Linked DNA regions of Homo sapiens: region 2 is linked to region 1. The links are chromatin contacts, found by POLR2A ChIA-PET in ENCODE. All regions are on one chromosome and are shown on one strand. Each heading gives the region's core, a stretch centred on a gene start or an enhancer-like site at or near the end of the contact. The rest is flanking DNA. Distances are from core to core; before and after follow the strand shown.

What was found. ChIA-PET counts read pairs that join two places held with the same protein, here RNA polymerase II (POLR2A).
Region 2: POLR2A ChIA-PET joins it to region 1 with 5 read pairs in B cell. The contact joins the promoter of TMBIM4 here to the promoter of DNAJC14 in region 1. POLR2A ChIA-PET finds 5 or more read pairs at or near these places in 2 of 52 experiments (B cell and BJ).

Annotation. Positions count from the first base shown.
Region 1 is chr12:55,826,753-55,831,919 of GRCh38, forward strand. It overlaps DNAJC14 (DnaJ heat shock protein family (Hsp40) member C14), which reads right to left and starts at 2,835. Exons shown (of 7, transcript NM_032364.6): 1 at 2,737-2,835; 2 at 500-1,962. The coding sequence starts at 1,906. It also overlaps the pseudogene TMEM198B. RefSeq lists a silencer at 2,773-2,882 and enhancers at 3,411-4,148, 4,103-4,302.
Region 2 is chr12:66,167,932-66,173,098 of GRCh38, forward strand. It overlaps TMBIM4 (transmembrane BAX inhibitor motif containing 4), which reads right to left and starts at 2,065. Exons shown (of 7, transcript NM_016056.4): 1 at 1,924-2,065. The coding sequence starts at 2,020. RefSeq lists enhancers at 1,217-1,316, 1,799-2,323, 1,967-2,046 and a silencer at 5,045-5,167.

The DNA.
Region 1 (5,167 bases), core at 1,585-4,084:
CACGCCACTGCACTCCAGCCTGGGCGATAGAGCGTGACTCCGTCTCAAGAAAAAAAAAAAAAGAAGAACGTTAACCTTCACCTACCCGTTAACTTTCTACTCTGCCTTCCCTTTATTCCACTCTCCCTAAAACTGGAATAGAAAATATAGGAACAGGCTGGGACCAGTGGCTCACACCTGTAATCACAGCACTTTGGGAGGCTGAGGTGGGTGAATCATGAAGTCAGGAGTTCGAGACCAGCATGACCAACATGGTGAAACCCCATCTCTACTAAAAATACAAAAAAAATTAGCCGGGCATGGTGGCGCGCACCTGTAATCCCAGCTACTCAGGAGGCTGAGGCAGGAGAATCGCTTGAACCCAGGAGGCGGAGGTTGTAGTGAGCTGAGATTGTGCCACTGCACTCCAGCCTGGGTGACAGAGCGAGACTACATCTCAAAAAAAAAAAAAAAAAATATGGGAACAAAAGAGAGAAACAGGAAACAGAAGGGTACTCACCATCACTGCCAGCTGTCTATAGGCCTTCTTCAGTTCAACATCTGATGCTGTGGCCTCAACCCCCAGTACATGGAAAGGGTTTAGCTCATCCTCAGGAACCCCAGCCATGGTCAAGAGTCGAGCCACTTCCTCTTCAGGCTGGCAGTAGCGCCCACTAGCTACAGGTGCATTCCCCTGCCTATTAATATTCTGCTTGACCCAAGGCAACTCCAGCCAGCCCCACTGAACTATTCTTACCAGCCGCTGCCATGGCCTGCTATCTCTCAGCAGAGTCAAGCAACGCTGCAAGGCTGGAGAATCCAGCCAAGAGAAGAGCCAGGTAGCCTTATCCCTCCAGCCTAACCGGTCACCTAGTCCCACCAGAAACCGCCATCCCAACTGTAGAAAGCCCAAAAAGAGGGCCAGAGCCAGGAGCAGCAAAGCACCCAGCAGCTTAAGAAAACGAGTAAACAGTCCTACTCCACAGTAAAACCCCTGGCTTAGAAACTGAAACATGACCTGGGCCCAGCCCCCTAACCGCCCTGTCCACACTCCCATCCAAACTCGAAAAAGGTCCAAATCACTGCTTTTCAGTTGCCTGCAGGCATAGATGAGATGGCCACAAGTTTCTACGTACTCTCCCACCAATACCAGCAGTTCAATCAGCCACCAAAAGCCTGCCTGTCCAAGTTGACATAGTTCCTCGGCTCCCCACAATCCCAGGCCTTTGCGCTTATCTGCCTGACTTCGTTTCCGACCCAGCCGATGTCGACCAGGGGACCTGGGATCCCTACGTCCACCCTCCCGAGTATCCTCCTTCGTTGGAAAGCGGTGCCGCTGTCTCCGGGATGGGGGTTTCTTTCCGCTGGACACACGTGAAAAATCACTGGGGAACTTGAGAGATTCTTCATCATCATATTCCTCTTCCAACTCATCTTCCCCCAAAGCTGGAGAGGTACAGTGGTGGCAAAAGTTGCTAGAAGAACCATTTCCTCCCTCAGAGTAAGGCCCTTCTGGAATTCCAGGTGTTCCCTGGCAGTTGCAAGCAGATGGAATGGAAAGAAAAGAGTTCCCATCCTTCTGGTTCCCAGTCTCGTTTTCTTTTGAGAGTTCCTGGTCCACTCCTGATTCTTCTTCTGAAGACGTCTCACTCTGATCAGGGTCCTCTGCATCTCTAGGTGGTCCTGGACCCCCTGGGGGGCCATGGCTTGGGTCCAACCAATGGGCTGGGTTTGGGTGCTGTGTGTGCTTAGGACCAGAGTGCTCTGTGAGGCAGCGGGTACCATTAGGAGCAGTCCCTGCTGAGTCCCTGAGTCCTGAGAATGAAGGTATTTCAGGGTCCACGGAGGGTCCTAAAGTCCTGAGGGAGGCACCACCACTGTGGTGGGCTCCATACAACCCTCTTTCTCCGGGGTGCTTCTGGGCCATGACCCCGGGGCTTCCTGAGGGTCTTAGGTCACAGCCATCATGGTGTGTTCTGATGCCTGTAACAGATATCAAGGTGGAGACAGTCAAGGATGAGACCAAGAGAGGAATTAAACAATCTCAAATAGTGGACACATTTAATTCATCCACCTCCCTTGTTTTCCCAAGTTCTTTTGGGGCATTCGCTATTCCTAGCAATAAGCCAAAACTAGACTCACCACAACCCTGCTTGCTCCCTCCCCTCTCCTCCAAATCACTTAAGTTTTTCTTCTTTCCCCAGAAAACTATAACCTTCAATCAGGGAAACAGGGAGGTACCGTAAAGGGTGTGGTCGGGGGAGGGTGGGTCACTCTTAGGAAAATGGGAAAGACCGCCGGAAAGGGGGCCACAGACTTCCAGTAATGGGTGGGGGCCATGCGGCCCTGGAGGAAAATCTGGGGGCGGAGCTTAGGGCTGCCCCTAAGAAAGACTAACAGGGAACCCACCGGCTGTGTAGAAGGGACGAAGGTGGCCGGGCACCGTGGCTCACGCCTGTAATCCCAGCACTTTGGGAGGCCGAGGCCGGCGGATCACGAGGTCAGGAGTTCGAGACCAGCCTGGCCAACATGGTGAAACTCCGTCTCTACTAAAAATACAGAAATTCGCCAGGCGTGGTGGCGCGCACCTGTAGTCCCAGCTACTCGGGAGGCTGAGGCAGAAGAATCGCTTGAACCCGGGAGGTGGAGGTTGCAGTGAACCGAGATCGTGCCACTGTACTCCAGTCTGGGTGACAGAGCGAGACTCCATCTCAAAAAAACAAAAAAAAACGAAAAAAAAAAAAAAGACGGACGTACCGAAGAACGGCGGTAACTCCTCCCCCTCGAGCCGCCCGGCCTGGGGCCAGGGTGAGCTACGAGAGCCGCTCTCCCGGCTCCGCCTCCCGCTCACGCTCTGCTTCCGCCTTCCGTCCCCGCGGCCGCCGGCGACCTGGGCCTACTTCCACTTCCGGGGTCACCAGGGAAGAGACGGGAAGGAAAAGAAATAGCGGTTGGCTGAGAGGCAAGCCAATCCAGCTAGGGCTGCGTCGACTCCAAGGAGGCGGTCCTAAGGAAGTACTGGCCCCGCCATTTAAAGGCCCCTCCCTCCGCGTGTGGGAATGGGATTCCCGCAGGTTGCACCGCAGGAAGCAAGGCAGGTGGACTCTGCACCAATGCCTGCAGACTAAGGGCAGACTCTCAGGATTGCTCTGGGTGTATTCCTAGGCTTTGTATTCCTGGGAGATGGAGGGCAGCCACCGAGCCACATATAGTCTTTTTCCCTTGCAGACAAAACCAGGGAGCTCAGAAGAGTCACTGCCCTGATCCCTTCCGTGCCGGCAGCTGCGAGGACACAGGCCCCTTTGTATCCTGCGGTGCGGAGGTGGAGCAGAGGAGAGGGTGCCCCGGCTGGCCCCCTCCCTCGCCCCGCAGCACTGCCCCTCCTTTCACAGCAACCCACGGCCTCCCCCGCGCTTGACCCAGCTGGCGAGCTGCCCCTTATACCTGGATCCGCCCCTCGGGTCGCAGCTCCCCAGGCCCGATCACCGAGCGGTGCCTAGGAACTGGGAGCGTAACTTGGCTCGGCTCAGAACTTTGCCCGTGAGCCAAAGAACACTGAACTCATCTACCTGCTGCTTGACATCTCATCTGCATACCAAGCTATTTGGTGGACGTCCACAAGCGCCCCCGCCCCCACGTAGACCCAGTTGGGTCCCCGTTCCGTCGGTCCCCTCCTCTGCACACGCCTCTAGCCTTATACCCCGTCTTGATCCGAAAGTTTTTCCACCCATGAACCCCCAGTTGGCGCTCCCCGACCAGCAAAAGCCCCTTCCCTGGTCCACGATCCCGACCACCCGGTTCTCCAGGAGACAATACTCCAATTCTCTGGAAAGTGGAAGAAACCAAGCTGAAGCTAGGGGGGCGCTGGGACCCCTATTGGGGCTTTGAGAGCTTCCGGTTGTCATCTCCTAAGTATTCGGAGACCCTTCTCCAAAACTCTTGGGGTGACCCTCAAGACTCTTACCTGCTATATAGTTGGGGGTCTCTGGTCCTGGACTAGAGCAGTAGGCAACCTGGGTCCCCCCACACACACGGGAAAGAATTGGAGGGGCCTGCCTTGTGATGTCACCCCTCCTCCCCCCACCGCGCGCACGCGCGCGCGCACACACACAAACACAAACACACACCCCAACACACACGCCCTGTCCCCTTTCTCCACCCTGCAAGCTAGTTGCATTTAGCTCACAGAGCCTGGGCTGCGACTTGAAAGAGTTTAGGCAGCAACAGAGTGACCCTGGGGGTGCTCTTGACCGACAGCCGCACCCCCGGCGTCTAGGACCTCCGAGCAGGGATGCATCTGGAGGTCTAGGGAAGCACTTCCACCCCCTCCTCTCCTCAATCCTGGCAGGATGGTGAGTAGTTAACATCCCCTCCCCAACCCCCGCTTGTCCAGGGTCCCCAGACTTCCAAGCAGATTGAGGAGAGGAGCTCCGAGAGTCAACCCTCCAGCCTGTAAGGACCTTGATATCCAAAGGACAGCTGAAGAAAGTAATGTGCCTGCATTTTTGCCACTTCATTCCCACAGTGCCCGAAATGCCAGCTCCTCCTTGGTGTTCTCCTTTCAGGATTTGAATTCAAATCCCATTGGCAGCCCTGATACCGCTGGGGGAAGGGTGAGGTAGGAAAAGTCCCACCAATATCCTAAGGGGAGGTGCGAGTGGCTACCAGGATGTGAGATGTCTGTGGGCAAAGTCCCTGCTTATTCCATGAGGGGCTGTGGGATTAGGACTGTGGCTGGATGCCTCTTCCTCCAACAACTCCATCTCAGCATGAAGCTGAGGCTTTAAAACCCTGACAAACTGTGGGTGACTGTCTCTACTTAATTCCTCCTCCCAAACTCTTGGTGTCTGGTTTTTTCCCTCTTTCTGCCCTGGGCCTGGAGCAGCTGTCCAGAGACCCCCACCATGACTCATACTCTCCTGTTCTCCCTCCCTCTCCCCTCTCTATTAACCTCACCCTTCCCAATCCAGTGGGGTAGTATTAAGTCCCAGTCGCAGATGGGGCAATAATGTCCCAGCACCCCTCCCTCCACACACCCAGGGCTTCCTGTTCTTTCCACCCTCACCCTGAAGAGCTGCAGGGTGGTGGGGGGAGGCAAAGGCTCATTACTTTATAAGATTTTCATTACTTTATAAGATTTCATTTTACATTTTACTTAAGTGTACTTGTTTCAGAGAGTGGTAAAGAC
Region 2 (5,167 bases), core at 815-3,314, about 10 Mb after region 1:
TTCTGCAGCCAGGTGCAGTGGCTCATGCCTGTAATCCCAGGACTTTGGGAGGCTGAGGTGGGAGGATCGCTTGAGTCCAGGAGTTCAAGATCGGATGGGGCAACATGGAGAAACCCGTCTCTACCAAAAGTACAAAAAAATTAGCCAGGCCTGGTGACCTGCATTTGTAATCCCAACTACTCGAGAGGCTGAGGCGGGAGGATCACCTGAGCCCAGAAGGTAGAGGCTGCAGTGAGCAGTGATCTCACCACTGCACTCCAGCCTCGGTGGCAAAGCGAGACCCTGTCTCAAAAAAAAAAAAAAAGGAAATTCTGACATATGCCACAACATGGATGTATTTGAAGACATTATGCTAATTGAAAAAAGCCAACCACAAAAAAACAAATACTGATTGTATCTAGAGTAGCCAAATTCACAGAGAGAGAAAGTGAAATGGTGGTTCCAGGGACTGGGGGAAGGAAGGAATGGGGAGTTAATAGGTATAGAGTTTCAGTTTTGCAAGATTAAAAAGTTCTGGATATTGGATGGTATATAAGTTTAGTCTAAAGCTATGCCTTTAGATATTTTAAGTTCAGCCTAGGGGTTCTCGGTATATAGTGAACTATAACCTAGTAAACAGGCTGTAACCTACGCTTGAACCAATCACTGAGTTTCAGCCAAAGATGGCCACGTGTTCAAACCATGTTCAAACGGGCAAAAACCAAGCTGTAACCAATCAACTCTTTCTGTACCTCACTTCTATTTTCTGTACCTCACTTTACTTTCTCTCTCCATAAATTTTCTCCCACCAAGCGGCAGGACTCATCACTCTGAACCTTATTCTGGTTCCGGGACCTGCCCAATTCGCAAATCATTCTGTGCTCAAACTCCGTTAGATTTAATGTGTCTAAAGTTTTTCTTTTAACAGTGCACAACCATGTGAATAACTTAACACTACTGAACTATACACTTAAAAATAGTTAAGACGGTAAATTTTATGTTACCTGTATTTTACCACAATTAATTTTTTTTAAAAAAAAGCTGAGTTCACTGGCCAAAATAATTTCAAAATTCAATTCCAAAAATATAAATGCTAGGCACCAAGATTCTTGGTGCATCAGAACTATCTTCATCTTTCCTTTTCCAGAACAAGTTCTAGGCACTAAGATTCTTAGCACATCAGAACTATCTTCATCTTTCCTTTTCCAGAACAAGTTCCAGCTGCCTAAACAGGCTGAAAGTCTGGGGCTGTTTCGGCGATCAAATGACCAAACTAGAGCAGGCAATGGCTTCCACGTAGATGAAGCTGAGCATTTTAAATTCAAAAATTTCTGCCCATTGGCTACTACGTAATAACTTAAAACACAATTTAGACTGACTTAGGAAGCTTCTGTGTTGAGCAACTTCCTCAATAATCCTCAAAGACCTGTTGCATTCTGGGCCCTGCGGAGAGGAAATAGTGCCGTCAGGGAGCTTCCAGCCTAGCACAGGACGGTAAATATAAGCCTGTAACGCGAAACCCCACAGAACAAAAACATCAGGCCGTGGATTCCACTCGTGTGTACGTCAGTCACAGTGATCAACCGACTCATTTCCACGACGTTTCTTTTCACTTCAAGATGCCAAATTCAGGCTGCGGCGGTTTCCATCTGTCCCTTCCTACACCGCGGCGCCCGCTGGGGAGCCGGGGCGCACACAGGACAGCCGCAAGCCTTCTGGGCCTGGCGCCCTCCCACACCCGCTAGGAGGGGAGGAAGCGCCTCCCCGACTCCCTGAGGAGGGCGCCAGTCCTCTGGTACCCGGAGAAGGAGGGCCGGGAGCTCAGTGAGCACTCCCTGTGAGTCCCAGGAGATGGCCGCTCTCCCTCGGAAGCCGGAAGTCGGCTTCTAGAGGCCGAGCAGTGCAGACAAGCGGCTGGGAGGCACTGGAGAGGGGACAACGTACCCATTCGGATGTGCACGGTGGCGGAGGCCACGCTGCTGCCATAGTTGAAGTCGTCCTCGATCGAGGAGCGAGGGTACCGGGGGTCGGGGTCAGCCATGATGGCAACAGCACCCCTACCGGTCCCGGTCCACTAACCGCAACCGCCTCCTCCCCACTTCCGCGAGGAAGAGCCCAGCCCCAGCAAGCCGTGCGGCGTCGGCGGGCGAACACCGAGCGAGTCGATTTTCTCGCTTCAAAAATTCCAGCTGGGCGGAGAAAGCGGGGATGGCTCCGAGTTAGAATGGAAGAGAAAACGGTTTACATTCCCGGCGTCATCTGAAGTGAAACTTTTCTCAACACACTTTTTTTTTTTTTTTTGAGATGGAGTTTCACTCTTGTTGCCCAGGCTGGAGTGCAATGGCACGATCTCGGCTCACCGCAACCTCCGCCTCCCGGGTTCAAGCGGTTCTCCTGCCTCAGCCTCCCGAATAGCTGAGATTACAGGCGCCTGCCACCACGCCAGGCTAATTTTTTTATATTTTTAGCAGAGACGAGGTTTCACCATGTTAGCCAGGATGGTCTCGATCTGCTGACCTCGTGATCCGCCCGCCTCGGCCTCCCAAAGTGCTGAGATTACAGGCGTGAGCCACCGCGCCCAGCCTGAACACACTTTAAGTCCTTTCACCTTGGAGAGTTGCTAAAGTGATAGAACCCATGTCCCAGTCACCCATCCACTCAACAAATACCCATCTCATTCATCCACTTTTTCAATAATCACACCGAGGATGCATTTTTACTTCTATTATTTTAAAATAATAATAATACCTACATTTATTGAGCACTTTCTATAAACCAGGCTTTCTGAATGAAGTAATATTTAATCCTGAAAGGCAAGTAGGAGCCAACCAGAGAAAGAGCAGTGATGTAGGCTGGGCCTCAAGGGACCAACGTCTGCAAAGAGGGAGACGGTGAAGCTCAGCTGGTGTAGGGGACAGGTGGCAAAGAATGAGGCTGGATAGATAAACAAAGGCCAGATCATCCTAGGCCAGAAGTAGAATACATTGAAGAGGGCCATTACCAAAGGCAGAGAAAAGGGGATAAAGTTGTATTACTGTAAGAGAGAGATGATGGTGGCAAATACAATGGATTAGAGTGAATATTCATGATATTGTTGTCATTCCAATATAAAGAGGTGTAGACATACCCAGAGTAGTGTCATCCTAGGGTCCCTTGGAATTGTTTTGATGAGTTTACTCTGATCTACCCACATTGCCCAGTCCTCACCTTAACCACAACACCCGAACACTTAGCAAGTGGAATTCAGAACAGTTGTGGAACAGTCTATTCTAAACTAAATCCTTAAACTTGATGTTCTCAGAAGCCTTTGCCAAAAGAACTAACGTCACTTCCACAATGACAAGAAAAACAAAACAAAACAAAAAAACACTTTATCTTTTATGATTTTACAAACATTTTACAAGCATATCATTTTAATTTGTTTTTGTTGGTTTGTTTTGAGATAGAGTCTCAGTCTGTCACCCAGGCTGGAGTGCGGTGGCTCTATCTCGGCTCACAGCAGCCTTGACCTCCTGAGGTCAGGTGACCACCCCCGGGTAATTTTTTGTATTTTTTGTAGTGACGGAATTTCGCCATGTTGCCCATGCTGGTCTCGAACTTGGGCTCAAGTGATCCCCCTACCTCGACCTCCCAAAGTGCTGAGATCACAGGCGTTAGCCACTGTGTCCGGCCCCTCGTTTTAGTTTAGTTTGTTGAATGGATAGGTGAATGGGATATGGCCTCTATCTCTTTAGTCACTCTCCAGGTGAGAGGACTTAAAAAGCTTGCTGAGAAAAATCTGAGAAAAGTTTTACTTCAGATGACACTGGGAATGTAATCCGTTTTCTCTCCCATCCTAACCCGAAGCCATCCCCTCTTTCTCTGCCCCGCCGTAATAATGGAATTTATTATAGAGGACAAACTGGAGCTAAATTGGGAACCCACCTTTGTATTGACTAAAAACAGCATCAGCAAAGTTTGATCCTTTACCTCTTACCAGTTACAAAAAAAAATAAATTCCAGATAGATTGTGGATATAAATGTGAAAGGCAAAAACAATAAAACTTAAAGAAAATGATACAGGAGAATATGATTTGGAGGAAGGCAAAGATTTCTGAAACCAGATACAAAATAGCACTTAACTTCAAATGAAAAGATTGCCAAATTAAATTATATTAAAATTAGGAATTTCTAGTAATCAAAATATACCATAAGAGAGTGAAAAGGAAGCCATAGAGTAGGGGAAGATATCTGCTATACATATAACCTACCTAAGGCTCCTTTTCAGAATATAAAAACAATTGTTACAAATCCAGACCAAAAAAAGACAGTCAATAGAAAAATAGACAAAAGACTGGAGGCGGGCGCAGTGGCTCATGCCTGTAATCCCAGCACTTTGGGAAGCTGAGGCGGGTGGATCACCTGAGGTCAGGAGTTCGAGACCAGCCTCAACGTGGAGAAATCCCGTCTCTACTAAAAATACAAAATTAGCCAGGCATGGTGGTACATGCCTGTAATCCCAGCTACTCGGGAGGCTGAGGCAGGAGAATTGCTTGAGCCTGGGAGGTGGAGGTTGTGGTGAACCAAGATCGCGCCATTGCACTCTGGCTTGGGCAACAAGAGCGAAACTCCACCTCAAAAACAAAAAAAAAGAAGGAAAAAAGACTGAAACAGGAACCTAACACACACACACACACACAGCCAAGTGGCTAATATATGAAAAGTTGATCAGAGAAATGTAAATAAATGCCAAAATTAGATATCTCTAAGCACCCACCAAATGATTAAAATTAAGAGATTGATAATATCAAGTGTTGGCAAAACTGGATTATCTAGAACTCAAATAAGAGCTGACTTAAAAGGTGTGCAACCTATGCTATTGCACAGAGCCCTGGACTCCGAAGGACTCTGCACTTGGTTTAATGCTCAGCTGTCACCATTTTGAAATACTTAGTAATTTTGCCTTTGAACATGTGTTTTGTAAGTGAAGTCTGAAAGTACAATGGAACATGAACATGAATAGAAGAGGTATGCACAATGTGGATGTCCACTGTTTCCTGCCAATCATTTGCATTTAAGCATTTAGCATGCCCCATGAGCTCAGAATTCTGTTAGACCTGCAATGTTTGGGAGTTAAGCTAGACTCAAAGCTAGTAAAAGATAAGCATGTCACACTTGTGACTTAGTAAAGGGAAGAGAAGAGAAGGCA